2 separate regions of the Mus musculus genome follow, and region 1 is linked to region 2. Evidence: chromatin loops called from intact Hi-C (ENCODE). Cell type or tissue: gastrocnemius. All regions are shown on one strand. Each heading gives the region's core, and the rest is flanking DNA. Links, peaks and the distances in the headings are about the cores only.

What was found. Hi-C counts contacts between places; a loop is a spot of excess contacts. Peaks named below come from ENCODE experiments on the same cell type or tissue, not always from the same donor. Only the 100,000 strongest peaks of a DNase experiment are listed, where the experiment ranks them.
Region 1: a loop joins it to region 2, with 8 times the contacts of the local background. A loop is called at or near these places in 8 of 42 quality-filtered maps.

What each region holds. Positions count from the first base shown.
Region 1 is chr17:67,661,989-67,677,799 of GRCm38, reverse strand. No RefSeq gene overlaps it. Among named protein-coding and RNA genes, the nearest start is that of Lama1, 27 kb to the left of the region's middle. In gastrocnemius, for the core only: a CTCF peak has its summit at 9,606 (motif pointing right); a DNase peak (open chromatin) is centred at 9,609.
Region 2 is chr17:67,346,828-67,362,638 of GRCm38, reverse strand. Ptprm (protein tyrosine phosphatase, receptor type, M) reads left to right here and starts at 8,180. Exons shown (of 31, transcript NM_008984.2): 1 at 8,180-8,682. The coding sequence starts at 8,610. It overlaps Gm36152 (a long non-coding RNA gene), which reads right to left and starts at 3,817. Exons shown (of 3, transcript XR_385718.2): 1 at 3,752-3,817; 2 at 3,293-3,393; 3 at 2,733-2,861. In gastrocnemius, for the core only: CTCF peaks have their summits at 8,067 (motif pointing left) and 9,031; DNase peaks (open chromatin) are centred at 7,957, 8,767 and 9,184; H3K4me3 peaks cover 4,895 bases; H3K27ac peaks cover 5,277 bases.

The DNA.
Region 1 (15,811 bases), core at 4,806-12,805, 310 kb before region 2:
GAAGGAAACTATGATGTATGTTACAAAATGGCTACAATTTGAAGACAGTATGGTAAGCATGATTCGACTTAGATGAGGTTCTTGAGTTATCCAATTTATAAAGACAGGATAGTGACTACCAAAGCAAGCTGTAGGGAAGACCAGAAGATTGTTTCATGGATCCAGAGGTTCAGGTTGAGATGATAGAGAGTTGTAAATATGGAAACGGATGGTGGTGTTATGTAAATGTGGATACTGTCTCAGTAGGAAACACAAGCCCTGGGCTCCTGCTCTGACCATATGCAAACAATGCTCTATTGACTCCATCTACTGAGAGTGAGAATAATTTGCCCTGGCTCAAGTTCAAAGAGAACCTTAATTTCAAAGCTTTAGCCAGTTCTTTATGTTCCTAGGATAGAGGTCTGGGAATCATGTCCCTTTTGTTTTGTGAAACACCATGTGAACTCTTTGACCATAATGACTTCTCCCTGGAGTAATCTCAGTGGGTGAGGTTACAGAAGAGAAAATCAAATTTCCCTGCTCCTGAGAATAGGATTTTTTTTTCCTCAAATTATCAATGATCTAAATCTTGCTCCAATCAAAGTCTAGGAAGATAAAGTTTTGGAATGCTAGGACCAGACAGAGGAGCAAGAACAAGGAGAAAGGACTCTGGGAGGGCTTGAGAGACCTCGGGAAAACATGGCAGCCGGTTGAGCGTTGAGTTGATGTGATGTGGGATGGGTGCCTCTTTGTAACTAATGGTGGGGAATGTTTTCAACAGCATGTTTTAAACTTTCAGATACAGTTCTTCTGATGTTGCACTTTCCTCAGGCCAGATTTATGCCAGGGAATGGTGCAGAGAAAGAGATGGCATCCTAGGTGACAAGGATGGTGACAGACGGGGGTGGTATTTTGGAGTCATCTGATCCTAGAGTTCAATGAGGAATCCTTCGTACAGCTTTCTGAATAGGAGGTACACACATGGCCGTAAGCCATGACAGGGCTCATGCATCCTGTGCACGATTTATAGATAGACAAGGACTGGTTAATTCAATTTGCTCTTTAAGGATCAAATGATTTTAAAGGGAAGATAACTAGAGTACATCAATGCGACAGAAAATCAATGAAATACGTCAAAAGTATTTCCCTCCTTATTGTTGGAGTCAACACCTATTCTATCTGAATGCCTCGTATTCTTTGTGTACATGCCTCGCCTTCCAGCGTCAGGGTTCTGTCCTTACTGTGTTCAATGTTTTATACAGTCATATAAAATTCTGCTGTGCCTAATAGAAAACTCTAGATATTCAACACACACACACACACACACACACACACACAGAGAGAGAGAGAGAGAGAGAGAGAGAGAGAGAGAGAGAGTCTTATGCACAGAATTCTTGAGGCAGCTGGTCCAGAACAGATGTGAAGTGCCAGGAGATCTCTAGCAGATTTGATGGTTCTAATTTTCTATTGTATAATTTCTATCCTGAAACTTCCCTTTTATTCTTCTATGTGTATATATAGACGTGTGTGTGTGTGTGTGTGTGTGTGTGTGTACATGTGAATGTGTGTATGTTTATGGGTGTGTGTGCATGTGTGTATACACGTGTATATACACACACCTTAATGCCATCTACCTCTTGTCTACCAGGCAAGTTTAAAGATTCCTGTCTGGTTCTGTTTCCCAGCGCACCTCAGTACATTTGACAGCTTCCATCCACACATGGCTGCTGGTTTGTTTCAGCCATATTTCCCCTTCTAGACTTTTCCTCCCTGTACACATCTTTTAGTTCATTATCCATTGTTGTGACAAAATACACCAGGCTAACTAATTAGTAAAGAAGAGAGATTTATTGAGCCAAGTACATAGATTCCCATAGAGCACTTTTCTACAAAATAAAGCAGGACTACCAGCCAGATGTGGTCTCTCCCTTCTGCTGTCTACTTACTTTTCAGAAAGCATCCCCCCCCCCAGTACCATTCTTTTCCTCTTAACTGCCATAAATGATAATCAGTTGTCTGGCTAATATTTTAAAGGTCTTACCTTAAAAAAACAAAAAACAAAAACAAAAAACTCTTAGCTTACTTCTAGGTTCTTATGAAGATCCTAGATTTTATTCCTGAGGCTTTAGTGATTCGCTTTGACTGTTGTGTAGCTCTGGGTCCTGTTACATATTTGTAAACTATGTGAAAGTCCAGCACTCACGAACACACTCTTGGCAGATGCGCATGCAGGCACAGTGTTTGTAGGGATGGTCCAGTCTCATGGTATTTGAGGAAAATACTCTTAACCTACTGCATTAAAATGCTCTTATAATGTAAACCAACTGACTATGTTTGAATCTACTCAACCCACATTGTTCTGTTGGTCATTTTGGTCATGTTTTTTGTGGTGACACTTCGTAACATTCTCTGTAATCATGAAACCTATAGAGATGTGTAATGTTCTCTTTCTTTTTCCATTCCCCATTATGCTACATCTTTTTTTTTTAATTCCCAGCTTCTACAAAATTATGTTAGGATTACATCTTAGTTCAAGTTACTATTGCTGTGATAAAAATACCATGACCAAAAGCAAGTTGGGAAGAAAAGGGTTTATTTGGCTTACATCACTCATCACTGAAGGAAGTCAGGACAGGAATGTTAAACATGGCAGGAACCTTGAGGCAGGAGCTGATGCAGAGACCATGGAGGAGTGCTGCTTACTGGCTCACTCACTGTGGTTTGCTCAGCCTGCTTTCTTATATTTATAATTAAGTTGAGAGAATGGATATGCTACCAACATTGAATCTTTGCTCATGATTATAGTATATATCTTAAGGTTAGATTATAGCTTTTAGCAAAAAAGTCTAACCTATGATTAGACTCACTCTGATGTATTATCATTATCATTATTATTATTATTTGTAAGTAGGAGTGCTTGTTGACTTGTTTCCCAGTTATTGGTTACTAGAGTTTTATTAGCATATACGTCAATCATTGCAAACAAAAAGGGACTACTTCTTCTCTAACCTTAATTTTTTTCTAGTTTATTTTTCTTGTCTTATGTCAGGTAGAAACTAGCAAGAGACATGCTTGCCTCATTTTGAAAATCTTGGCCAATTGCCACTTTAAGCAGACATTTTGAAGAGCCCTTCATCTTTGCATTTCTTTATATTTGCCTCAAACGTCTATTGTGAAATACTCTTGAATGTGTGTAAGTTATTTTACTTTATTATTTGAGATTAACATGTGAGTTGCTAGATTGATTCTCAAATGTTAGTTGAGCCCCTCAACTCGTATGTTCTAAGAATTATTGATCATTGGTTAGCCTTTCTTTTCCTTTTCCACTTCCTTGACAGTAAGATAATCTAACAGCACACTGCCCTGTGCAGCAGCCATGCTGTGAAGCTCCTCTCAGTACACATCGCAAATCTCATAAATGTTGCCATCATTTCCTTTGAATAATTTCCGTTTTGGAACAGTGTTTTATGTTTACAGAAACCCTGAAAAGATGAGGGTTCCCTTATTTGTATCACCTGTTTCTAGTAATACTAACATTCAAAGCTAGGAAGAAGCAACTGTTGCCGATCTGCCAGTTAATATGAACAGGTCGCTGCTAATAGGTCAGTAGGCTTTCTGATTAATATCTGTTCATGTTCACATTCAGGACACTACATTGCATTCAACTGTATTGGCTTGGGCTCAACTGACCAAGACAGTGTCTGAGTGTTCTCTTACTTTGATAATCTTTAAAGTATTAAAGGCCATTGTTCAGACATTGTATAGGATGTACATCACGTCAACCTTCTGTCGTTTTTCTATAGCTACAGCATACTTACAGGTTTTAGACAGAGATCCAGAGAGGGCTCCTATCTATCCCTGGAGAAATGTGCCCACTAGAACTCTCACAACGTTTGTCTTTCTGTCTGTCTCCTCCCACAACAGCCTTGATGACATAACATTTGCCACTCACAGGCCTCTCCTCTGGATCTAAACTCAGTGGGTCAATTCATATGGCTATAAACGTGGATTCTCTTTCTCTCAGTGAATACCTCAGTCTACTCTAGTTCTCAGCATGTATGGAATTTGGCAAGTGAGTTCAGGAAAGAAATCATACACAATCTCAGCTGGTATCAAAGGAATTTAGATCCACACACATTCTCTCCCTGTCTCACACACACACACACACATATATACACTCATACTCACATATTTACAATCACACATACACTCTCATACACATCCACACACTCACCTTCTCACTCTCTCTAGTCATTTCCCACTCTGTGCCATGGGATCTTCAACTGTACAAGGAGTATTGTACTTTATATGACATTGGTTGGTTCCCATGAAGAATTCACATGAAGCTATACAGGAGTTAGCCATTGTACTGGCTGGTTTTGTGTCAACTTGACACAGCTGGAGTTATCACAGAGAAAGGAGCTTCAGTTGAGGAAATGCTGCCATGAGATCCAACTGTAAGGCATTTTCTCAATTAGTGATCAAGGGGGAAGGGCCCATTGTGGGTGGTGCCATCCCTGGGCTGGTAGTCCTGGGTTTATAAGAGAGCAGGCTGAGCAAGCCAGGGCAAGCAAGCCAGTAAGGAACATCCCTCCGTGGCCTCTGCATCAGCTCCTGCTTTCTTACCTGCTTGAGTTCCTGTCCTGACTTCCTTTGGTGATGAACAGAAATGTGGAAGTGTAAGCCAAATAAACCCTTTCCTCCCCAACTTGCTTCTTGGTCATGATGTTTGTGCAGGAATAGAAACCCTGACTAAGACAGCCATGATGGCAGTATTGATGCAGCTCCCTGACTTGATGGCAGTGTTGATGTAGCTTCCTCACCTCCCTTTATATTAGGAGGCCAGGCTGAGGAAGTGATAGAAGCTGCTGCTGCTGCTGCTGCTGCAGAGCTGAGTCTCTGTCTCTTGGAAGTTTCCATGTTTGATTTCCACGTAAACACTGTAGTCATCAGAGTCGGCAGATACCCAGAGGGTAACCGGGCTTACATGTCACTGTATGGTACACCCTATGCCAGGCAGCTTTCCACTGCTATTACAAATTCCAGACACGATCAGTTTATGAAGAAAATGGGTTATCCATGGAATCACAGGCTTGAAGGTGCTAGTCCATGATCATCTGGTCCTGTTGCTTTGGGTCTTGGGTAGAGAAGTGTTTGTCTGGTGAGGATATGACGCAGAGGAGACAAAAACACCAGCTGCTATAACGCCCTCTAAGGGTGTGTTCCCAGTGAAGACCTCACACTCAACCCCACCTCTTAAAGGTTTCTCTACCTCCTAATAGCACCACTCTTGGCAACAAGCTCTCAGCACAAGGGACTCTGTGGATTGTTCCAGATTCAAGCCATCATGGGGTGACCATCTTTCCTCTATGTCTACCATCCTGCCTACTTGCTGACTCTGCCTTCCTCCTGGAGACAAAGCCTCCTTCCACAATTGGGCTTCTGCCAAAGGTCACGCAAATCCATCAGAGAAATTGACTTATGGTTGTATACCACCAATAGATCATCTTGTTTTATTGTGACCCTGATAGTTCATTATAGAATGCAGTCTGGAGAGGAGGGGACACTTGTCCTAAAACAGTGTGCTGGCCTACTGCACTCCCTAGAAGCAATTACCCAATTGACGGAGGGTTCCACCAGACAAAGTATTCAGTCGAAAAAAGAATGTGACCTCTTGGGCTATCCGTTCTGTTTGGATGGTGGGTGGAGCATCAGACTACAGCACAGTCTTTTGACAAGATGAGACACACTTAACGCCTGTTGTGCTTTGTTTCTTAGGCCTGACCCATTGGGAATCCAGAGACTACAAACATGTGCCTCACTCAGGGCACTGATGGGCACATAGTCAGAGCTGTGGGGGCCTTGTCATCTCGATGCTTGGCATCCTGTTTCTTCTCTGCCTCTGTGGTAACACCTTCTTGTCCATCCCAGCCCCTCCATCCTACTACCAAAGGCTGCTTCCGTCCCAGGTTTGAGTCAGGCATCAGCCACGTGAGCTTCCATCTTCAGGAATAGATTCCTACTCTCTGTGGAAGCTCTGAAGAACCATTTGTCAATATTCCATTTCTCCTTCAGGGACTGGAACGGTGTTGCAGTCCCTCACCTCCCTTCATATTAGACATGAGCGTGTCACCCTCTCAGGGCAGACCTGAGACCCGTTTGTGCCACTGTCAGGAGGAAATGGGCAGAGGTTGTGTGTGAGCCGCCATGTGGCTTTATAGTGGTTAAGGACATGGGTGTTGAGAAGGAGCCGTCCCCAGTCCAGGACTCCAAGGGATGATAGCAAGCCGACCTCCAGCCAGGCTGCATTTCAGCAAGATGAGGGAAGCAACCTTTGTCGTGCAGTGCCCAGTATCCTTTGCTCCAGCTTTGTCATGAACATGCTCTGAAGTCACACTCTGTGACAAGTGTCTAAGAAAATGCAGCCACAGTCCAGAGAGCTAATGCTGGGATTAGGATGGGTGGAGACTGGGGCTGCACTTACACTATACCCAGCAGAGCAACAATTGGTATGTCACCTTGCCACCTTTCCACATCTCTGTGTTTCATCCTCAATGACTGTCCAATGTGTATGCCCTCCTCTCTGTAAATGCCTAGAAGGTGCTTATGTATGTGTGTGTATATGATGTATGTATGTGTCTATCTATCTATATCATATACACACATATATAATAATATATAATATATGGGATAATATATATTCCATATATATCTGTCTTAGTTAGGGTTTTACTGCTGTGAACAGACACCATGACCAAGGCAAGTCTTTTAAAGAAGAACATTGAATTGGGGCTGGCTTACAGGTTCAGAGGTTCAGTCTATCATCACCAAGGTGGAAACATGGGAGCATCTAGGTAGACATGGTACAGGAGGAGCTGAGAGTTCTACATCTTCATCTGAAGGCTGCTAGCAGAAGACTGGCTTCCAGGCAGCTAGGATGAGGGTCTTATAGCGCACACCCACAGTGACACACCTACTCCAACAGGGCCACACTTTCTAATCATGCCATTCCCTGGGCTGCACATATATAAACCATCACAATATTCTAATATGATATGTAGTATGTAATTATATATACTAGGATAAATATACATATATATGTACACACACATATATTCTAATCACTCAATGAGCTTTTAATTAAGTTTCTTTCCTTTTTAAAAAAATTCCTATATACTGCATGTATGTTTGTGTGATGGTGTCCATTCCCCTGGAACAGACAGTTGTGAGTTGCCATGCCTGTGCTGGGAATTGAACCCAGGTCCTCTGGGTGAGCATCCAGTGCTCCATATCACAGAGCAGTCTCTCCAGCCCCTTGATTAGGTTTCCCAGCACACCTGTGTCTTGGATTCTTCCCCTATAAAGTGGGAATCACAATAGTGCTTGGCTCAGGGTTGATGTGAGAGTTAGAGGCATGAACATCAAGACATTTACATCTAAATAATGGCTAGAGAGTAATGAGGACAACAGCAGCCACATGAGAGAAACCTGTAAGCACTGGCCACTGGTTAGTGCCACTTCTTTCTTCCTTTGGACAAGCATGATGTATGTGTGTTGTACATTTTTAGCCATCAGCTTTCTAGGGGAAAGTCTTGATTTGTAATGTCTGCCAATTGTTGTGGTTGAAATAGCTCCCTGTGGCTATCACCAGCGTGATGCCACAGAAGGCAGAATCAGGACGCATGTGCAGAAACCCATCCCGCTACTTACATACACGGACAAAAGGAAGACGAAGCACCTCGCTGAGGTAGTGGCATAAGATAAGAGTACTTATCTTGAAAATATAACACAATTTATCTCATAATTCCTTTATAAGATGTCATTCTTTGGGGATGTTTGGTTTGGTTTTAGCTTTGTTTCTGTCTCATCCACTAGGTCAGGCTGGCCTTGAGCTCACTATTGTAGCCTATCCAGGCCTTGAATTTATGATCCTCCTGCCTCAGCTTCCAGCATGCTGGGATTAATGGTACAACTATCATGTTCAATTTTGTTGTTGTTGTTTTTGGTTTGTTTGTTTGTTTTGTTTTTGTTTTTTGTTTTTTTGAGACAGGGTTTCTCTGTGTAGCCCTAGCTATCCTGGAACTCACTCTGTAGTCCAGGCTGGCCTTGAACTCAGAAATCCCCCTGCCTCTACCTCCCAAGTGCTGGAATTAAAGGTGTGCGCCACCACTGCCTGGCTCATGCTCAATTTTTATTTATTCTTTAGTAAGAATAAATAAAAATTGTTGAACAACTGGGTTTCAAAATGGCGGTATGAGGCAGTGTTACCACATTATTGAATATGTCCACTCTCCTGATCTCAGTGCAGATGACACCAGTGCCTGAGTTCAGCATTGAGCCTTTGAGTCCCCAACACAGAACCTTGAATAGCTCCAGCCAATCTGCTAAAACTGGCAATCTTGTTAAGTTTTTCTATGTGACTTCCCACATGAAGTGTATCATAAAATTTGGGCTACAAAACTCAGAGAACAAGTTCTTTTATTTTGTTTTTGAATTATTTGACAACTATTCAATAACTTAATTTATGGTTCTCAGGTTCTGGTGAGCCATGACCACCCTGCACTCTCAAGTGCTCTGACAAAATAGGTAGACTGGGTGTGGTGGCATTCACTCATGATCCCAGCTCTGGGGAGTCAGAGACAAGAGGTTCTCAAGCCTGAGGGCAGCCTGGGCTGTCCATAGAGAAAGCTTGTTGTCTCAAGAAGGAATAATAATAATATATAACAATCACACAATTTTAATGCAATCAAATATGAATGAACATTAAATATAACAGCTGCTTAAACGGACATGTTTTTGACTTGACAGTCATTTATCCACTTATTGACATCTACTCTGAGGTAATGTTGGCTGGAATCCTGAGTGATCAATGTGTCCCCTTGGACTCTCCGAAATCCCTGTCCTGTGCTTCTATAAGGCTGCGGCTGTGGCCCTGAGAGAAGACACCAGACAGAGACAAGCAATTCCAAGAACGCCGGTGCAGAGATTGGGTGGATGTTTGCGCTAAACTAAAGAAAGGAAAAGGAGAGGAGTTTGAGATTAGATGTTTGTAACTTTAGGCTACAGGTCACGTGGGTGGAGATGACCCCGCTAGTTGGGAAATAAGGTAGTCTTTTGGGAGAGCTGGTGCAGACTCAGAAATGCCAATAGGTATGCAGCAGCTACATTCCAAAGCTGGTAGTCCAAGAGCTGGGGAAGACTGTCCAGAAAGCACCCACAGTCAAAGATAAATAACAGTGACCATAGACATAGTGATCACCATTTCTTTAAAATGAAAACAAAAACCGTAAATCTAAACATTTCTAAGCAGGCTCAAGGTTCTCTCCCAAATAATCTTCTAGAACTCAAAGTAAGAGGCAGATTCTTACAGGACCATGAGTATGCACAAATAATTGTGGATACCCCCTGCCAGGTGCCCTGATGGAGTGTGCCTGGGCCAGCCAGAGCCCCAGAACCCCTCCCAGTAATGTTAGAGGTAAAATGGAGAGTTTTCTAGTTAGGGTTTTAGACTAACCTAAAATAAATTACACTGAACTCTAGAGAAGTCATCTTAGTTTTTGGTGTGAAGGGTATCGGACTTCCCTGAGCTCAAGATTGTGATTCTTAGCTCGATGCCCCACTAGATGGCGCTGCTGATCCACACAGCTGGAGAACCCACTCTATCAGAACTAGTGTCCTAATTTGGTTGTGTTTTACTGTGACAGTATGCTTTCCTGTGTTGGCATCAGAGACTCATTCCATCATCTCCTTGGTCTTTAGCAGAAATCTCTGTTTCAGTGCCTGTCTCTTTTGCTCTAGCTCCCTGTCTCTGTCTCTCTGTCTTTCTCTCTCTCTCTCTCACAGAGAGGGAGGGAGGGAGGGAGAGAGAAACAGCAGAGAGACAGACACAGGGGGACAGACACAGAGGGACAGACACAGAGACAGACACACACGCAGACACATACACACAGAGACAGACAGACAGACACACACACACAGAGAGAGAGAGAGAGAGAGAGAGAAAGAGAAAGAGAGAGACAGACACTGGGGTACAGACACAGAGACACACACACACACAGACACATACACACAGAGACAGACAGACAGATGCACACACACACACACACACACACACACAGAGAGAGAATTCTTACAGTATAGCTTCTGTGTGGCTTGCACATTACCATTTAGATGATGCTCATCCCCCAAGCCCCATTCCTTCCTTGGGTCCTTCTGAGGATTCTACAGGAAAAGTGGAACTAAAGAAGCTCCCCTGCCTCTCCATAGCAGGCTTCCTTTCCTATCTCCTTTCTTCTCACACCCTCCCTTCTTCCACACAACCTTCCTGACGCCCTTCCCCAATCAGAGCCTTCGATCCCCACACCTTCTCCCTCAGCTTCCCTGATGGTGCCTGCTTGACCGGCTTAGTCTCTGGAAGCATCTACCCTCTGTCACATGAGGTTGTCTGCCTTCCTCTACCCTGCAGGGGGAATGCTTGGTCTCCTTGGAGCTCAGCTACCGGCTGCAGCATCCCTTCTTGCCGGGTTTAGGAGAACTGGTTAAGGACATGGGCAGGTGGCCTGATGACTTGGTCACTGTCACCAAAGAGTCCAGAACCTAACTGTCAGGATCCATACTAGTTAATAGCCTTGCAGGCTGCCATTCTTAGAGAGCTCAGTGGGGGAGGGAGGCTGAAGGAATGCACAGGACTGGAGACAACCTTGAACTTGAGATTAGAAAAGGTTCCCGAAGCAGAGTGGGTGAGCTGGCTGAGGAAGAGAAAGCAGAGCTCACCAACGCCATGGAGAGCAACCCCACCAGGCTGAAACGAGTGCTGAGAATTAGCCAGCTGAGCCAGGAAAGGCAGCAGAGACACTCTGTGAGGGTCTTGGAAGGAGCCAGCAAAGTTCCTCCAGACCTCCCTGGGCTGGGCACTGCCCCTTCCTTTGGCCACTCACATAAGGCCTCAATCCAGTACCTCAGACCCTGTGCTCATTTGCAAATCAGCTGTTGGCGTCTGTAATGAAAGTATGTTGGAGTCACACAGGAGTAGGGCAGGCTGTTACTCAATGACTGGTGTCTCCACAGATAAGAAGAAAGGGGGACCAGGACATAGCAGAGACAGACTGGGAGTGTCACAGCTAAGAGACAAGACTCACAGCATCCAGCAGAAGGTGCCAGAAAGGCTCCTGTGGGGTGCATGGCACACATCACAGCCCTTAATATTTTTATATCTTGGACTTGGGGTCAAGGATCCAATAGCATCCCGCCCATGACAGACCCTTTTTAGATTCCACAATACACTTGTTTATTCTGGACATAGATGTGAGACTCAAAGATATTAGACTGATTTCCAGTGATGTCCAGGAGGCCTCCATGCCACCCCAAGTTGAGGTGCTATGTGATCTATGTAAAATAGATCACAGTCAATATAGTTACTGTGTCAGTTGACGTGTATATTTCAAAGTGTGATAGCATGAATACGGTTTATTTTTAATCCATGGGAGTTTTTCACCCTGGAAACTTGGTTCCCAGTGTGATGATGATGAGGTGTGGTAGAATCATTGAGACCTGGAGCCTCCTGGGAACTAATGAGGTCACTGGGGCATCACCCTTGGAAGGAATTAATGTTGAGTTTTTAGAATGTACTAATTCTCAAGGAAGAATATTGTCATCAAGAAGACCACCATGTGTTGACCTGTTTCTTATACAGTCCTTTTCCGCTTCTCTACAATATGGTGACATAATCACAGGGACTTTTGCCAGCGCTTACAAAGCCAGAACTGTTTGATTTGGAACATTGAGCCTCTGGTGAGTATATGAGTTAAATACACTTAAAAAAAAAAAAGTCCAGCCTCAGGTATTTTGGATACAGCAACAGAAAACTAACACATGCATATAGACAGCATCTTTGAGGGTTAGCACAACAATATTTGTATAGCCGTATAGCCATTCACTAATTCAGTGAGCATAAAATTAAGTAACATCAGTCGTGCTTTGGGCTTGAACCCAGATATGCAGAAGATGGGCAAGCATGTGCAAACTGCCTGCCATCTCTGAATATATTTGCACAAGTGAGTAAAGGTTTGTTGTTCGAGGTATAAGATCTGAACGTTCACGGGGATCAGATGCCGGTGAAGAGTTTTTCAAAGAGACTAAAGGCAGGGCAATTTTACTGTCTTCTTTTTGTTGTAGCCAGTGACATTGGAGTAGAAAGACGTCACACCCTATTAATTCCCACAGTGAATAGTATTTCCTGGATCCACAGTAAGCAGGGATGTTTTCACGTCATGAACATTGTTGTCTGAGAGTTTCAAATGAGTCCTCAACACCGTGAGCAGTGAGTGACCACGTCTCTCTCCCACATACTAGACAGTGGTTGTCAGCTGCTGGAGAGGGGTTCGCTGGAGTCCAGCCCAGAGGTAATTCTGTACCGCTTCACCATGCTCACACTCAACAACGTTTAGTGTGAGCAAGATGCACGTGACAGAAAGAGAAGTCTGAAACCCAGGTCAGGCCTGGTGTATTGGTCAGGGTTCCCTAGAGTCACAGAACTTATAGAATGTCTCTCTATATATTAAGGAAATTTATTGTAATGACTTACAATCTGTAGTCCAACTAACCCAACAATGGGCAACCGTGGATGGGAAGTCCAAGAATCTAGTAGTTGCTCAGTCCCACAAGGCTAGTTGTTTCAGCTGGTCTTCTGTAGAAGTAGATTCCAACAGATGTGCTGGCAGGTAAGTACAATCAAGTGAAGAGGAGTGAGTTTTCCTTTTTCCAATGACCTTATGTCGGTCTCCAGCAGAAGGTGTGACCCAGATTAAAGGTGTGCCTAGATCTGGAACTTGCTTTGTCCTAGGCTGACCTTGAACTCAGAGATCTCCTTGCTTTAGTCTCCTTGGATTAAAAGTCCATACTTCTTTGCCTGGGCCTAAGCTTTTCATGGCGACTATACCTCAAGATCTCCATGTCAAGATCAGAACACAAGGTCAGAAACTTGTGTCTTCCAGCCTCGAGATCTGGATCATGGGTGTACCGTCCACTTCTGGATTGCAGTTCATTCCAGGTATAGTCAAGTTGACAATCAGGAATATCTACCACGCCAGGCATGGGGTTATGTACTTGTGATCTCAGCACTCCAGAGGCTGAGGCAGGAGAATAGTTCGTGTAAAGGCTACTTGTGAGCTACACAGTGAGACCTTGTTTCCAGAAGGCAATGTTTGGTGATGTAGTTTAGTAATCAAGGGGTTAACAGGAACTTGCTCAGTGTGTGCAAAGCTCAGGGTTCTACCCCACCCCCCACCCCCTGCACAGATTCATTGCCAAAGAGCTGTCCAAAGAGTCTCTAGGCTCTGGCCACAAGAAGAGAAAAAGAAAGAGGAAGGGCTTTCTGGGAAGTACAGGTGTCTACCTCGTTTGAGTATGTCTAGGTCTCCCTTAAGAAAGTCAAAAAGCAAGAGAGAGTGGGAGGGAGAGGTATCCCAGGGCTACAGTGCGTGGGCATTGCATTGACAGAAGAGGGGACACATGGGCCAGACTGGGGCAGACTTTGAAGCACCTTTGCAGAAGAGCATCCTGCAGAGAGAAGGGACCAGAGAGAGGAGTCTGTGGCCTAGAAAGGGATGGAAAGATCAGTGCTGTGAAATCACCCAGAGGGTGCATTTCCCACCACACATCCCTAGGGGTGGAGCTTTGTTCATGTCTCCAGCTCTATGTGTCTCTGGAGACCACATAGAAGAATCTCTCAATATCCTTGCCACGGGACCTCAACACACAGAGAAAGACGTTAATACCAGGTGCCTTAACTCCATACAAGAGGCTTGCTTCTGCTGTAGGTCCCACCCCACACTTTGCCCTGCCCTGGCAAGGCCAGCCATCTATGGCTGATGTATCACCACATCCTACCAGGCCTGAGCTGGGGAACACTTTCTTGTTATAGAGAGATTTTTTTCAGGTCTGCAGAGGACACTGTTCTGGGCATAGAGAAAGCTGGTGGGCATCTCCTCAGCTTTGGGGATGAAGATTAGATGGTTCAAGCATGCAAGCAGCCCTGAAGAGAGAGAAAGTTCCTTGAGTCTTGCTGCTAGCAAGGTCAGTTCATGTAAACCCGTTGAGCAGTGCGTTTTCTCCCTGCTGACTTTATTATCTCTATTTTTTGAAGAGCTGGCATTTTAAATGCTCCGAATGACATAGAATCTATCTTAATTATAACCTTTCCTCTCAGGGCAAAGAGTTGTCTATGAAAGAATTTTTTAAATTTCTTAATTAACCTGCAGTGACTTTACTTTGCCAGAGCTCATGTTCTGGGCGCATTAGGATCTCTGCGCTCTCTCTCTCTCTCTCTCTCTCTCTCTCTCTCTCTCTCTCTCTCTCTCTCTCTCTCTCTGCTGCCCAGAGTAGTTTTAAAAAAACAAAACAAATCAACAAACCCAACATAATAAAGATGGAAGAAAAAAAAATCAACAACCTTCTAGCAGTAAACTTCTGGGATATCGGAGGCCAGAAAGTTTGAGGAAGTAGGCAGCTCGCACATGCAGAATATAAAGTCACAGGTCTCGGAGATTAATGCTCACATTCTGCACAGATCGTTTCCAAGGGGATGTTTGAGGATAAATTGCTCTTTTTTTTTAATCTGCCTCAGATCTAAATTTTGATGATGAGGTTTTTATAAGCAGGCTCTAATTCATTAATATGTGGCTTTTTACTATCCACTTTATCTTCCAAAGACAGTCCTTAATCCACCTAAGCAGAGATTGCATCTGGGTTCAATAAGACGAGAACAGAGGAGCAATGGGGAAAGAAACATGTCCTGGCCCAGCTTCCCTTTAGAATCTGTCCATTCCAACCAAGGGGGACTTCCTTGGAATAGAATGCCTTCAGGCTCTCCACCAACGCAGCTTCTCCTCAGACCTAGAAATGATCCAGCAAACATATGCACAGGGTCGTAGATTTATAGTGTATTAAATTAACAAAATTAACATAACTTAACTGCAAGAAAACAAGGATATCTCACCTTTCCATCTTTAACTTGCCTTTTTCAGATTCTTCTTTGTGTCTGATGGCACAAGGGAAGCCATACGATTTTGGGGCACAGGGTTGAGATAATGTTGGTCTAATGTAATTTAGGAGAAGCAGTAGCTATGGGATGCTAAGGGGGGGGCATCTCAGGCTGATCTTTAATGGGTGCTATCTCCTAGGAATGCTGTCCCTTATGGGGTCCTGCAGTTGCTAGGGCCATGTGTTGTATGATCATTTGGGCTTCCTAATTAGGGAGGATTAGAAGTTCCTAATCAGGAAGTATTAGTTTCCTGACCTTACTTCCTGCGCCATATACTATTTGATATATATATATAAAGCATAGTAATTAAAACCTTAGGTAGTATTAAGTATTATACCACAAACTCCCCAGAACAATGTCCTCCACTGAGATATGTAGGGAACATTTTTCATCCAAACCACCAGTGACTTTTATGAAGGAAGTCTAAAAAAAAAATCAAAACGGGAATCCATGTGATCAGTGTCACACAAGGTACCCTGAACCAAATGCAGGGTCAAAGGTCTGAGCCCACTTCCAGGTTGGAAAGCTCACTCAAACCCACCTATCCCTGAGCCTTCAAACTCATCAATCCTTGAGCTCAAAACCCTACCAGTTCCCCCTTTGGAAAACTCCACCCCTCAAAGCCCCTATATAAAACCAGCCACCTGCGTGGTTTCCTGCTGTTTCTTGCCCAAGCAGAGGCAACCACTCTCTGTGTCTCTCCCCCCAAAAAAATCTGTGTGAGGTTTGTCATGTGGTGCGCCTCCAATGTTCCTTGGCTCTGGACCGCCAGGATACCTTTCCCCTCAGAGC
Region 2 (15,811 bases), core at 4,167-12,166:
GGTGGCTCTGCTTTCGCCCAAGGAACCTCCACAGCAACACAGACAGGGCAGAAGCTGTTAGAGCTTCCCATCCGCCTGAGCTAAGAGGCTCACTCTGAAAAATATGGGTAGTCTTGGGACTGGGAGTTTTTTTCTCTGATTCTCTTATTTTTATCTTTGCCCCTTCATTTTATCAATTAGCGAGTACCATGAAGCGTTCTGGAAGGGGACACAGAGAAGGGGTAGCCTTTTGCCTTGAAGACGTCTCCACTACTTATTATGTTTTTGAGACACTCTGTGTCCTAGGATGACCTTGAACTCCAGATCCACCTGCCTTGGCCTCCCAAGTGCCAGGAATTGTGCCACGTGCCACCACTCTGGAATTAAGTCATTATCTTTGAAAGGAATTAATGTCACGTGGACATGTTGGAATAAGGCCCACCTCCCCCAGCCCATCAGGATGGGAGCACCCACACCTACGCCACTGTATCTTCTAAAATCACCACTTCATTCTTTCAACAAAATTAGCTGTCTATGTTCTCCAGATACCTGCCTGATTACCGTGGCCAGCCCGTGTTGGATCGGTACTGTATTGAGCAAATGATCACCTTTACAGGTGTAAGCATTGAGATCATTGTAAAAAACAAGGTTGGCACATGGGGGTGGGGGCCAGAGAGTGGCAACTTGGAGAACTTGGTGAAGAATTTACAATATGAAAAGAGGCCATGTGGTTAAGCAAAGGACCCTAGGACTAAGAGTATCGACCCTTAAGCCCTCTCACTCTGCCAAATACTGCTGGGTGAGAGACACCTGAGACCTCATTGCATCAACTTATCTTGATGACATCACTCTTTTAGCTTTTAAAGCCCCAGCTACCTCATCTTTAAAAGGGTACCATAACCTTCGGTTTTAATGCTGTAGCATAGCGCTGTGCCCATAGGAAAAATTTAGTGAACAGTATCTTAAAAATATATGGGGCTGGGGAGATGGATCAGTGGATAAAGCTTTTGCCTTGCAGATATGGGGACCTGAGTCTGACCCCAGCACTCACCTAGAAGGGCAGGCGTGATGTCATGGGCATGTCATCCCCAAACTGGGGAGGCAGAACAGGAGGAGGATCTCGGGGATCAATAGCTATCCAGAATAGCCTAATATATGAGCTCCCGGCCAATGAGAGAGCCCGACACAGAAGAGGTGGGAGGAAACCAGAGGCTGTCATCCAGCTTCCATGCACACCTGTCACAGGTGCCCCCTCCCAACAAACCAGAACACATGCATATGCATAGGAACAAATCTATACAGGGATAGGCTTGGGTGTCTCCTCTTAATGGAACTGTCTGTCGTTAGACTGCAACATTGGGACACTTAAAAACATCCAAGATGAAGAGAAAGTACAGATGATCTTTCCTTTGATGTTTCCCCCTGAACTACTTTTCCCATCTCCCGAAAAAGCCAGCCTTATTACAGATCACAGGACCCAGGACACATTATTGAGATAATTTAATCTGAAGTAGGAATGACATTGTTAGCATGGCGTTCCTTAATAGTATTAGTCAAGCTGAGCTCTAAGGAACATACCTATCGACTTCAAAGGTTTTTTTTTTTTTAAAGAAAGTGAAACAAAAAGGAAATAAGATTCCAGGGGAACTCGGTAGAGGACCACAGTTTCCAGCCCTGAGTCCTGGATAATCTGACTAACCTCCAAACTGTGTTCTGAGAAAAAAACAATTGTGTCATGCAAAGGCACAGGCGCTAATCTAAAACAAGCTGGTTCAAAGCCTCCAGGCAAAGAGAGGAACACAAAGGCAGATACTCTCTCCTTTAATGAACCCCCACGTGGAGAGTGGCTGCCCCTGGGTGAGCTGCTGCATAAGCCTTTGAACTGACTGGGATTCAAACAGTGAAATGTCATTTCACACTTCAGGAGCTGAGCAGAGACAGCAGATCTCTCAAAAACTTCCCAGCTCCCCGAAAAGTTTGCAGAAAGCATTCTCTTCTGGGACTTCTGGGGCCAGGAACAAAGGAAGTGAGATCTGGGGATGGAGATCAAGTCTCCACACAGCATCCTTTCTACTCTTCCCAGACATGATGAGCAATTCTTGAAACCCACAGCTGGCTGAATGTGGGCAGGTGGTCGCCGCTTCTGTGTTGTGTGGCCGCCGCTACTGTTCAGTCATGACAGTGAAGCCTTGATTCTTGTCCTACCTGCACCAAAGGCACAGGAGGGCATGGGTGGTTGTTTCCTGTAGTTCAGGATGTAGCAGCAGAAGGCCTGGCTCCACAGGGGACTCTTCAGTGTGGTGTCCTGTCTGCACTTAAACAGGGTCACCAGGAACCTTTGAGCACCTTCTATACAGATATTCATGGAAGGAAATGGGATACCAGATGGGGCTGGTGACTATCTAGATGGTCACTATCATCCCCAGGAACACAGGTTCAAACATAGATGTAAAAAAAAAAAATCACATTTTCTAAAATATGGAGATTACTTTCTAGAGTCCACTTGTTATAGATGTTTATGATTATGCAGGGCATTCTTAGAACCTATCAATGTACTCAACCATTTTACCTAAAACTGTAAGAAGATGAAAGTTGACACCAGAAAAAAAAATAACATATATGTTAGATTAAAAAAATTTTTTTTTCCTCTTTGCAAATGGCAGCCTCCAGTCCCATCTGGAAAAAAAAACAAAATTAAACAGAAGATCCTATCGTAGGTTATTTTGTATTGCTATAACAACGTACCTGTGATGGGATACTTTATCATGAAAAGAGGTTATTGATCTCACAGTTCTGGAGGCCTCCGGGTATGATACTTCCCCTGGCTCTGCCTCATGTCTGACCCCATCGTTGGCGAGGATTGAGCAAAAGAGCAGCCATACCTTAAGAGGGGAAGTGAAACCAGGGAGGATCTTGGTTTAATGCCTGCATGTTAAGCTCCATACAGATCACTAGAGGCAAAGTACCTGGAATTAGCCTAGGCTCTTTGTATCTCACTTAATTATCAGCTCTGAAATCAGTACTTTTGTATTCATTTTCCAGAAAGTTGTGCTTAAACAGAGAATGCCTTACCCAGCACTATCAAAGTCTAATGATGTGGAGGTCAACAAAGAGTCTGTAATCCACCACCCCCATGCCAGGCAAGCATGGTGGGATGTTTATTTGTACTCTGAGGGTACCTTATGGGCAAAGCATAGAGATAAAAACCCTTGGCGTGGCTGGTGATTCTACCTGGGTATTTGAACACTTGGAAACGGTGGCTTTGGGACTCCACCTGGATGGGCCTTGTCTTTTGTCAATGGCAGGCTCTGACCTTGGCAGGATGTGACCACCCACGGAGAAGAGGTCCTCATGTTCAGGTGCCAGCAGGCCTTCCATGGAGAATGCTGAGGTGAGCTGGTTTCCTCTTGCCCCCTGAAAAGCCAACGACACCTTTCTTACTCCATTTCGTCCTCTTTGGTTCCACTCAGACTCATTCACGGTGGGCTGAATATGGGTTGTTCATATTCGTAACCTCTGCCTGAGGTTGCTCACTTTGAAGAGTTTAATCTCTATTAGGAGAGTGAAAGAGGGTAGAAACGTACTGTCCTGTTTGTAGAAGGGGACGTTGCCACATAACTAGGTTAAGAGACGGACCACAGGGTCATCCCTGTGGTTGAATGCTGCTGACCTGGTTTTCAGTGGTGGAGATGACCCCAGGGTGTTGCTAGGGTGTTGCCCACAGACCTACATCCCTTATAGGAAGGAATGGTGGGAGAAGACATCTGCATACCTCTCCTTCTCTGCCTCTTGCCAGCAAGCAGGTCATCACTAGGTACGACCCGTGACCTTGTTCCTCAGAAACAAGAGCTGCTATGGACTTGCTTTGCAACCGCCTGATCTGTGGGGGTTGTGGCTGCAGAAAATGGAGCAAGACCGCATTCCTAAGGAGCCTGTGGCTGTGGAATGCGGTACACATTGGGTGAGGCAATCCGCTTGCTCTCCTCACACCTGAAGATAGAACTTGGGAGTAAAGCCTGGAGGTACAGCATCTGCCAAGCATAGGGGAGTCTTTGATCCCCAGCAATGCATCTAAGAATCAAACAGCCCACAGCTGAGTCAAGTGGAAGACGTTGCATATGCTAAGTGTGTATGAGTCCAAGAGCTTGCATGTCACATGGTCAATTCCCTTCTCTGCCACTCCTGGGCTCACACAGTCCCAGAGGCGAAGAAGAGATGGGATCTAGGAGCTAGGGTTTAAGATACACTGTTGCCTAAAGCTCCCCCCCCCCCCCCGGCCCCGTGACCATTATAATAATGAACCATGTTTGCTCACTGTCTCAGAGTCCACACCAGGTTTTCTGGTAGAATGCCACTGTGCAAGCCAGGCATGTTGCTGTTGTTGTTGTTGTTTAAACCTGATACAGTGAGTTTCTTTAGAGGGTGGTTCTGATGCTGTGATTGGGGGTCTATGTGAAGATCCTTACCTGCAATTGGCGTTTGGTCTATCAAGAGAGATGCCAGTGGCCAATGGCTGAGCACCAGGGTGGAACATTAAGAGTTGAGCAGGTAGTTGAGAGAGAATGGGGGACTTGGAGAGGAGAAGGGGACACGGTAGTGGGTGAGATAAAGCCAACAAGCCATGGAAGTTTTGGGGGACATAGCCTCCTGACTGGGCATGGGGTAGCAGGGGAAGTATTAGGAGCGCCCAGTCATTGAGGCAGCCAAGGCATTTTAAAAATAACTTGTGTGTGTGTGTGTGTGTGTGTGTGTGTGTGTGTGTGTGTGTGTGTTTTCTATTCAAGGATGCGAGATAGCTTCTGGGTGGGTGTGCACATGGGACCGGCCAAGAACACAAAGTACTGTAGACCAAACGACAAGGTACAAGTTTCAAATTCAGAGCTACCTCCTCCCACCTTCCTTGACATACTTCGTTCAAGGGAACATATTGTTATGTAACCTATACAGTATGCATTTTCAATCTCCATCTATATTTTCAGGATCCAAACAAGTGTGTAAAAATGGGAACTTACTATTTCAGGAAGGCTGAACGAAGAAAAGAAAAACCCATAAAAACAATGGGAATTTATTTTCCTTTGGATCACATGGAAGTGACTGGAAAAACAGAGCCATCCCTCTGGGGTAATTGGCATGTCTTAGAAACCGTCTGCCTGTGGTTAACCTCCAGTCAGTGTACCTAACACTCAGAGTATGGGGGGGGGGGGGAATACCCAGGCTATGGTCAGATTAGTTTCCATTGACATTTTGACTTTTACAGATGTGAAGCAAAATTAGCATCGGAATCATTGTGGTCCACAGTAGTGTCCCTGCACATCTCAGCAGCGGCCCTACCCACTAATCTACCAAGAGAAGTGGTCTCCTTTCCTGCCTGGGCCTTGGAGGGCCCGAGTGTCACAATGCTATATATGCATGTGCAGAGCATACTCAAAGCCCTGAGTTCAAGCCCTATTAATGTGTGCATGAGTGTGTGTGTGTGTGTGTGTGTGTGTATATATATATATATATATATAGATAGATAGATAGAGAGAGAGAGAGAGAGAGAGGAGGGGGAGAGGAAGAGGAAGAGGAGGAAAAGAAAAGGAAAAGAAAAAGAAAGAAAAAGAAAGAAAAAGAAGAAGAAGAAGAAGAAGAAGAAGAAGAAGAAGAAGAAGAAGAAGAAGAAGAAGAAAAAGAAAAAGAAAAAGAAAAAGAAAAAGAAAAAGAAAAAGAAAAAGAAAAAGAAAAAGAAAAAGAAAAAGAAAAAGAAAAAGAAAAAGAAAAAGAAGCTTCCTATTGCTGGTTGGTTCTTTTTCAAGCTGTATTAAGAAGACACCTTTGCCAGCCTGATCAACCTCTGGTAACCCAGACACTGACTGGGCTTTTGATTTTATTCTCCCAGAACCCACTCGTCTTAGAAACTGGCCTGACAGCACTCCTCACTCTGGCCAACCATTCTGCAAATGTCACCTTTGTCCCCAGAGAGGCAGGAGTGACCGGAGAGTGGTTAGACTGAACAGAGAATTCTCTACAGATGAAAACACAAGTCAAAGACAAGTTCCCTGGGAAGGCTCCTGCAGGGACAACCCCATGGGAAGGCCCTGCTTTCTTTTTATTTAGACCAAAGGTGGCTTTGAGGCAGTAAATAAACAGGGCTCCCAGGAATCAGAGGGTGCCACAACCAAACCCCCGTCATTCTTTAAAGCATGGACTGGAAATAGTGCAGTTAGCTCAGAACTGTCACCTGTAAGAACAGAGGGACAGCTGAAACTCACAGAGCCCCCAGGAGGTTTTAAGTCCTGAGGGAAGAAATGCTTTCTGTGGAGAACTAGGGTAGACTGTGGTGACAGCAGTTAGATACCTAAATCCAGGGGGGCTGAGTTGACATCCTGTTCTCAAGTACACCAGACACTGTCCTCATTCTGTCCCTAGTCTCTTTTCTCTCCTTCTTGGGAATCACCTCAAGTCAAAGTCACCCTAGCCCAGGGTCTGTTTCTCAAGGAGCCACCAGCCCAAAACAGCCTTCAGCAGTTAGCACAATGCCTCCTCTGTGGTTTGCAGTAATTGTATTGTTGGGGAGGGGGAGGGCAGCAATTGGAATGTAAAAAAAAATATTAATTATTAATTAAAGAAAGAATTGACACATAATTAAGAATTGACGCATGTGAGGAATGGAGTTTTACATGATATCAATCTCTTCATCCAACATAAAGATGTTACGGGAAAGCAATGAGAGCGCAGTTGGTTTTTACCTTTTTTACGGATGCACCCACAAGCATCAAAATGGGGTGGGGGGTGTGTCTGTCACCGTTCGCTTTTAAAAAGCAAATCTCAATTATCTTATAAGGTATAATTTCATCAAGAAAATCAAGTGGCGGATTAAACCTCTGTCACTTGTTGATCCTTTTGAATTAAGTATGAGACTTCAAAAATTCCCTTCCAAGTTCAGGAGAAGCCCAGCAGGCTCGTTTTCAGATAAAGGCTAGTGGCGGCATAGGATAGTGGCAAGTGAATGGTTAACACTGAGATTTATGAATGGAAGGCCTCATGAGGACTCCTGCCTGAAAACAAGCTGGTCTTGTGTTTGGTCTGGAAGACATAAAAGTACTGGGTCACATATGTCCTGGGAGATGATCGCAAACGTCATCTTTGGCCGGTTCTGGGGCCACCAGAGAGCCTTAAACCAGAGGAGTGGGAGAGTCACTTATTTCTTTGGTCTTTAAAGCACCACTAAGCAGCCAAAGACAGTGTAAAGGTCCCCCAGGGAAAGCAATGTAAGAGCTCTTGTTGAGCACTAACCTACTTGCATGTATCACAACACAAATTGGGATCTTAGTTTAACCAGCATGGCCCGCAGTTAGCTTGGTAAATAACCTACAGGTGCCCTAATGGCTGTACTCTGAGCAAGATGAAGAACGGCTTTTAAAAATAAAATAAAATAAAATAAAATAAAATAAAATGAAATAAAATCTTGAATTTGAGTTTTAATTTAATCATTAATAGCGTTTGTGTTCACTTAATAAAATAGTCGTCTCAGACCCCAAACGGCAAATTAAAATGTTTCAAGACACTCTCCATTTGCACCAGCTGCAGAAATCCTCGGTTCTGCCCAATCCATGGTTCCATGCAACTGCTGTCTTCCTAGCTCCGGGCCGCACTGGCGGCGACACCACGCAGTGGAGCGGCAGAAGCGCATCCTGCTTCTCAGGCGCGGGGCTCGGGCACAGAGGCTTGTGTGTCCCTTGAAAGCAGCAGATCAAGCGGCCCTGGGCGCTGGCGGCTCTGGCTTCTTCCTGGTCGGCGCTCGCAAGCCAGCCGCCACCGCCACCGCCCGGGACACTACCGCCCCGTGCCTGGCGCGCTCCAACTACTCGCCGTCCGTGACCCGGGACAAACTTCTGGCTGGGGCGCGGTCCCTGTCCCCGAGGCCAGCGTGGGAAACCCGAGGCGCTGCGGAGGCGAGCTAGGGTCGAGGGTGGCGCCCCGGGAGGTTGCTCCTGCCCGCCGGGTCCCGCCCGCATCTTGCTGGTGGCCGCCCCACAGAGCCCGCAGGCGCCGCGCAGGCCGAGCTGGCCCGGGGCCGGGGACACGGGCGCTCGCGCCCTCTAGCGGGCCGCGGCGGCTCCGGCCCGGCCGTGACGTGGGCTCCTTCCAGCCGGCCTGCGGGGCATCGCCAGTCAGTCGCGGAGCAGGAGCCCCGCGCGCAGCCTGCGCGGGCTCGGCCATCGGCGCGCCACTGCCGGAGGTGGCTGGGGCTGTGGGAGAGGCGGCGGGCTACAAGCGCGCGATCACAGCCACGGCCACGGCCACGGCGCCGCGGGCGGCTCGGTCCCGATTAGGGGTAGCGCTTAGGCGGGCTCATCACCGGATCCCAGCGAGGATTTGGGCTCCGCGGGCGCGCCCTCCGCTCTCTCTCCCCGTGGCGCCAGACTCTAAGCGGGGGCCAGCGGGAGGGCAGGAGGATCCAGGACGCCGTCCCCACGCCCGGGAGCCGCGGGACTTCGGACTTGTGCAACTGTTGTCACTTTGGGGTCTGGTGTTTCGCTGCTGTCGCGTCTACCCTGGCAGCCTGCAGCTTAGGCTCGGGTCTCCCTTGGCTTCCCGAGGCTACCGGCCGCCGCCGCCCCGAGGCGGCCCGGCGCGTACTCAGCACCATGAGGACACTTGGGACTTGCCTGGTGACTTTAGCTGGACTTTTGCTAACTGCGGCCGGAGAAACATTTTCAGGTAAGCGAGACACCACTACCGTTCCCGGGGCGCCTGGGACGTAGGCGACACCCGGGTGGGAGAAGTCCGAGGCGAGCTTCAGGGCCGGGCAGGGGCAGGGAAGACCCGGCATCGCGTAGCGGGTGAGCCGGGCTGGCGGATGGCCGGAGGAAAACAGCTGTGGAGCCACGGAGCCCGTACAGTACACGCAGGAGCCCGCAGGACAAGCACGGGCGCAGAAACAGGGACCTCCATCTCGGCCCCTGTACCCTCAGGGCCTGGACTTGTGCATGGGGGCTCAGTGTTCTTGGGCGGCCTGGGCAGGAAGGGCAGAAAACTTTGCCTAAAGTTCCCAGCTGTAGCCGCCGGGAGTAGGCGCTGAGCGGGCCTCTCGACCCTGGAGGCAGCCGCGGTGGACTGCCAGTGCTCAGCTGAGCTTGCGGCGAGCGTCAAACCTAGAGGTGTAGCTGGCGACCACCCCAAACTTGACATCCCTGCCGCCCCCTGCCCGGCGCGGTGGGCGACCTCAGCGGGTCCCCTCTGTGGCGCGGCTTCGCTGTGCCAGCGTTCCCTTTCTGCACCGCGGGAGGTTTCTGAGATCCTAGAGGAATCTGCTGCTCCCCAAGCCCTCGCCACTGTGGCTGAGCGCCCAGATTCCATCCTCGGCCTCCCTAAAGGTGTGCAGCCCGGGTCCGGACAACTTGCTAACCCAGCTCAGCTGCGCGGGGGTCCTAGCTGAAAGGAGGGGGCACGTACTGGCTGTGTGCATCAAGCCAACCGGAGGCTGTGCTCACCCAGGCTTCGCGAGCCTTGAGGAGCTCTTGGTGTAGACAGAGGGATCTGGACCAGAGTCAGGGGTCAGGAGCAAAACCGAAGGTGGGTGGCACAGAGTAGCAGGGCTTCTGGTATCTTCTGTCCCAGGAGGACGCACGTGGATGCTTGGCAAACGCTGACAACACGCGCACACTGCCTCGTGTTTATTAGTTTCACGAATGTCCACACACAATGGTGGCAGTGGAGTGTTACCTTTCTCTTTTAATAAAAAGGGCCGCATTTAACCTTGAACAAGAATTGCAAAATGGGGTTTTATGTGTTTTCGGGAAGGCTGAATAAATTTGTTTTAAAAAAGAATATTGGTGAAAGGAACTTTCATGAAAGTAAGGAGTACCATTTACAGACATTAAAGCCACATAGACCTCTGGCCAGTGGAAGCATCAGGTTTGCCTTTCTGGGCATCCTGGGATGCTAGTCCTTTGTATTCATAGGCACGGAATAGGCACATAGGTTACATCAGGCTTGGTGCTGAGCAGCAAGACCCTTGCGCATAGTTGGTGGTAGAGAGGGAGAGGAGCTGCTACTCAGCTGTGCAATGTGTTGAACGAAACCCAAACTGACAACTTCGGTAGAGAAACGCGCTTCCTCTAGCTTACTTACTTTCTCCCTAACAGTGTGGCCATCTCACTGCAGATGAGGTGTTGATGCAGGCACTCACAGCTGTCTGATAAAAAGTGGATACAGATTTTGGCTGTATTCTTATTAGTAAATAATAAAGTAAACGTGTGTCACTTTGGAAGCCCCGTAACTCGGTATTAAAAGCCAAGTTTGAAGGCCTAGGTGATGTTTTCTCTCTGTTAGCATGCCTAAGTCTCTTAGATGGGGTTTGTTTAAATTTAAGCTGTGTCAAGTGTCATTGTGGCAGAGTCTTAAATCGTGTCTAAGGAGGTGGGCAAAAGTATTTGTATGGTTCAGTGGTATTCTTCTTAAAGATCCTTAAAGGATCCTTTTAACTAGCAAAACAAACTTTAGCTAACATTTACCCTTATTTTCCTCTTGCTGCGGGGGGTGGGGGGGTGGGGTGGGGGAAAGTCATTTCTATTTGTGTTTTGGTATGGATGGAAACACCTTTCCTTTTCTATTTGGAAATCTAGAATTATCCTTGTATGTTAGCGGGGAGAAGGGAAATGAAAGGCTGTGTAAAAACGATTGTTGGGAGATGTTGAAAATGTAAAACTTTGAAGTTGCCAAGGTTCCTGTTTGCAAAACTCAGACTTGTTGCTGGACCTCCCATGGCCCCCTCCCTCAGGCTGGCTTTTGGAAAACAGAGGCTGGGCACTTTCTGCTCTGGGAGGTTGAGGGTTGTACGGTTCATTATGTGCACGTTGAGAAGATTAATTCTGATGCTGTGGCACCAGCATCTCCCTTTCATACAATTCTGCAGTATCTGGCTGTTGTACACTGGTTCAGGAATACAGTGAAACATCCTACTGTAAGCCCTTCCAGGGCTGAGCCCTCCCCTGCCCCATCTTCCCATATAACACTTAATTTAGAATCTTGGACCTAACGCCCGGCACTTACTGTTTATTTTATAAGTTACTAGCGTGAGTCACTCACTGCCTTTGGCAAGCTTTGAAACTGTGTAACTGACTGGCCTGACAGGGAGGGAGGGAAGGAGGGAGGGAGGGAAAGAAGGAGGAATCCCTGACAGACAGTCTTTGCTTATAGCTCAGTGGCAAAGGCCTTGACTTGGGTGCTCAAAGCGCAGGGTTCCATACCCAGCCCCCTTCCCTCCTACAGTTTGAGCTGACATTTTCCTTTTGGTGCCCACCTCATGGATGAAACCATGAGTTTATGCACTCATTTTTGCTGTCCTCCTCCATGGCTTTCCTGCCTCTTAGAATGGGCGTGGAGTTGAGACTCATTACCAATCATTTATAGAAGTGAGGTAGGCTCTTCCCCGCCACCCCCTCTAGATTTTTCAAAATGGACTCAGTATAAGGAAAAAGAATTAAGATTTGGACCCACATGGATTTTATAATCCATGAGTGTTTAACTTAAACATATTTTCCATTTTTTACTCTATCAAATTGCTAGGCAAAATAGCAAAGTTAACTGTCTGTCTTTAGGTTTAGGTTATTAAAAAGGAACAAAAACAACTTCTGTAAAAGGCATATAATAAAGGCAAAAGGACAGGCAAATAACACTGCTTAAGCAACTCTTTTCCATGATGAGGAGCCAAGGAGTTGGCCAGCCATTCCTCTTTGACCCATTTAAAAAAGCCAACTTGTAGTAAAGTTGGGCAGTGAACTGCTTAGTTCTCTACATGGGCTGATGTGTGAAGTTTGGAAAGCTCTGGCTCGCAGACACAGGACAGAGTTAGCTCTTTGTTTCTAGTCAAGTATTGGGGATATCACTAAACCAGCCCAACTTTGTGAACCGGCTGGCCCTCCACCGGTTTTTAATCTTTCAGGGATGTTAGGGGGAACCTGTGGGAATCTGCTGAAGTGTGTGTTGAGCGTGAGGGCCCTGTGCTGCCAGCTGCTCATTTGTTAACCTGGGTAATTTTTCCCTGTTATGTAAGGCACAACCACGAGGGAAGTGAGGGGGACACTCGTGCTCTCTGTGCAGCGCCTGCAGTTCTCTATAAGTATAAAATGACTTCATCAGAGTTTAAGGAGAGGCAGCGGGTCTGTTTAGTGGGCCAATGTTTTGTCTGTTTTGGATAACTACCCTCGTGACTTTTTTTACATTTTTGTGCTACAATCACTGGATAATTGATAGGAAGAGACACTTCAAGTATCAATCGGTGAGCTGGAAAGGAATGTGGCAGGAAATTACTATAGCGTTATATATCCTTGGAGTTTATGTTCTTATGAAGAACTGCTTGAGCATAATAAATTGTTCTGATGTAGAAAATTACAGGTTTTAGTCTATGTTGTGTGGGGTTATTTTATGGGTTTTCAGATAGGAAGCTCCTGACATACGGTGAAATATGAATACTTGGATACATAACTGGAATATTTCTGATTTTCCTTAAGGAACCGCTGTCTTTAATTATGTCTTCAGATTACGTGAGCCCTGAGACATTGGTCTACGTGAATCTATGGATATATCTAAGTTTTCCCACACACCGTCGTGGTTTTTTTTTTTTTTTTTAATTATTAAGGTGCCCTACCCATTCTAGTGGAACAGCTGTGGTTTAAATCAATATTTGCTTTCTTTGAGATTATACTTTAAATTTCGTGACATTTCCTAAGATGCTATATTATTTAAATATTTGAACTATACTTTTCATTTCAGAAGGATGGGCAGGAATTTTAAGTGAGTTAAATGCGTTTTGATAATGGTAAGTCAGCGGTGTATATGCTGATACCCGAGGAGACCAATAGAGGGCGCCACAAGTCCTGGGAGCGGAAGTTACAGTGGGTTCTAAACCAAGCCGTGTAGGTGCTGGGAACCAAATTCAGTTCCTCTCTGTTCAGCAAGTGTTCAGAACCTCTGAGCGATCTTTCTGGCCCCATGGGTCAAATACATTTTAAGAACATTTTTTTTTTCTAAATGTAAAATATTCTTAGGTAACATTTACCATGTCTTTTTCTTTCATTCTAAGATTTTTTTTTTTGAAAACCCACTCTTCCACCAATTTTCTCCCTTTCATGTCTTTCTGTCTTCCTATCTCTATGAATACAACACAGCCCTGCTAATGGGCTTATCTCATAAGCCAGAGAAGGTTTAATTATGGCCGTTTTTCCAACTCACTAATCAAACATTTTTAAAAGAGACAAAATGCTATAAGCCTGCTATTGTAAGGAGACAAGGCTTCTCTGGTTTTTAAAATACTGTAGAGGTTTTAGGTTTAGTCATCAGAAATCCAGAATTCACCCTGTAACTCAGAGCGGGGTAGGGTGGAATAAGTAGGCATTGGGTGGGGAGAAGGAAGGGTGTAGCCAAGAAACTTCCTGCTCCACAAGGCACTGGGGGGGGGGGAGAAAGAAGGGGGAAGGGAGGGAGGGAGGGAAGGAAGGAGGGAGGGAGGGAGGGAGGGAGGGAGGGAGAGAGAGAGAGAGAGAGAGAGAGAGAGAGAGAGATGAATAAAAGCAGAAAACATGAGGAGCAAAAAATATTTACTAAGATGGATGGGCCCTGTGGACAGCATTTAGCTCTGCTACTGTTATTGAAGACAAGTGGGTTCCTGAAACAGTGGAGACTCGGCATGGTGTTCATGCAAATGGTAAACATCACTTCTGCAAGGGGAACCCTGTATCCTCCTGGATTTCCTTGGCTCTGAGTTGGGAAGGACCACCTTAACCCATCATTTCCAGCCTGGTGGGTGATCCGATGGCCTTCACCTTCAGCATAGAGCCGGGGGCCTGGAGCATCTAGGTGCAAAGTCTTGTGGCCACAGTTTGAGACACGTTGTTTCAGAAAAGGGCACCCTAAAGTGTGGTCCATGGGTCAGCAGCAGAAGCAGCAGTATACAGGAGGATGGGAAATTTGCAGGTTCTCATCTCTTCAGCCAGAACCTCCGGGGTCAGGGCCTAGCATTCTGTTAGAACAAATACTCCAGGGAATTCTAATGGGCCTGAGGATCTAAGAAACAGCATGGAAAAAGACTTGAAATGATCAGACTCCCCTCACTGGAGCTGAGAGGGAACTGGCGTAGAAAGATAGAGAGCATTGACGACTTCCTTAGATGCCATGTTTGCCTCATCAGCATCTAGATATGGAGTAACCATGGTAACTGTTAAGTGGGACCACAGGTGTGGGACCACCATGGCCTGACTTGGGAAAGATACTAGACCTGGCCAGCAGGGTTTAAAGACAGAAGAAAGGGCTGTAGAGATGGCTCAAATGATTGCTACATTTTTACTTAATGTAAAGTTTGAATTAAATCGTTGAATTAAACTGTCGTGTCCAGCCATCAGAAACCTCTCCAGGTTGGAAGCGTGTACAAGATACTATCACTTCTAAGAAGGAGCCACCACTTTGTGCTTATTACACTGGGATCCTTACACTGGAGTATTCATTGTGCACTTGATGTTTCCACAGCCCCTTGGTAGGGTTCAATAAAGAAGAGTAGTTGTCAGGATTTTCAAATCCACCAATAATTAAAGAGGCAGAGACTTCTCTGGGGTGACCCATTGTGTGACAGTCAGAACTTTGGGACAGAACCGTGAACCTTGGATTTTTGGAAATATACCTATCTTCCAAATAGAAAGTAAAAGGTTTCTGTCTTCTGTTTGAAGTGTAACCATGTGTATCTGAAATTAGAGCCTAGCTTTCTGATTGGCCGATTGGATGATCGCTGCATCTCTGGCTTTTAAGACTCCAGGTAAAGGAAAGGGATTTGTGCAGCTACCATAGATAGACTTGAACACATTCAATGGGTGTTTTCTCAGAAACAGAGGACTTGTCAGGATCCAGGCGGTTTCCCATTGCCTCTTCTCTTGCCCTCCCCCACCACTAATCACTAGTTCTAGCTGTGTCCCCAAACCACCTGCCTGAGCCAGAAAGCATCCCGGGTTCACTAATTTACAGCCATGGAAGGAGACGATGGTTAGCAGATCTCCACCAGCTTCATAGGTTATCAGCTAACTCCTTATTACAGAATTAAGCTCTTCTGTGTCAGCTGCTGACTCTTCAGTGTCGCTGTACTTTTGTGTGACTCCATGTGACCTATAGACAACTTTTGGCTGGTCTGGGACAATCGTTTCAATTTCCCCTTGCCTCTGTGCTCGTGTGATATGCTGACTTAGTCTCTGTAGAGAGAGGAAATTGAGCAGCAGTAGTTATTTGCAAATCAAATCAAAGTTCCTGCTAACCCTTTGGAGCACAGCAGATTCTGTGCTGTGCACCCTGGGTATGTGTGTAGCATACAGTTACCCGGACAGCCCACGGGCAGGAGCTTACATATGGCATCGTGGGTTTAGGTATGGAACTCTAGAAGTCACTAAAACTTGCTTGGCAATCTGACCCAGCCATTGCCTTGCTTACCACTCCAAGTGGTAATTACCCATGAGTCATTTCTGACTCTTTACAGGAAGCACAAGCAAGGGGAGGGACAGGATGCTGCTGCAGCTTCCTGTAGACGTGGGGACCAGAGCAGGGGACGCGGCCTCGAAGCCAGAGTGAATGATGACTTCAGGGCATCAGGAGCAAATGAACGAGGGTGGAGGAGCCGGAGACCTGCTGGAGGTGAAGGCTCTGGAACTTTCCTTGGATGAACAGTCCGCTGCATCACAATGATTATGTCAGTGTGCCAGAGCCTAAATAAAAGCCAAATATTCACCTCTTATTGAGCTGCAAGGTGGAAAGGCTGATAGAGCATCTACTTGTTTTCTGATAGATGAACATTTCTAATCACTTGTTCAAT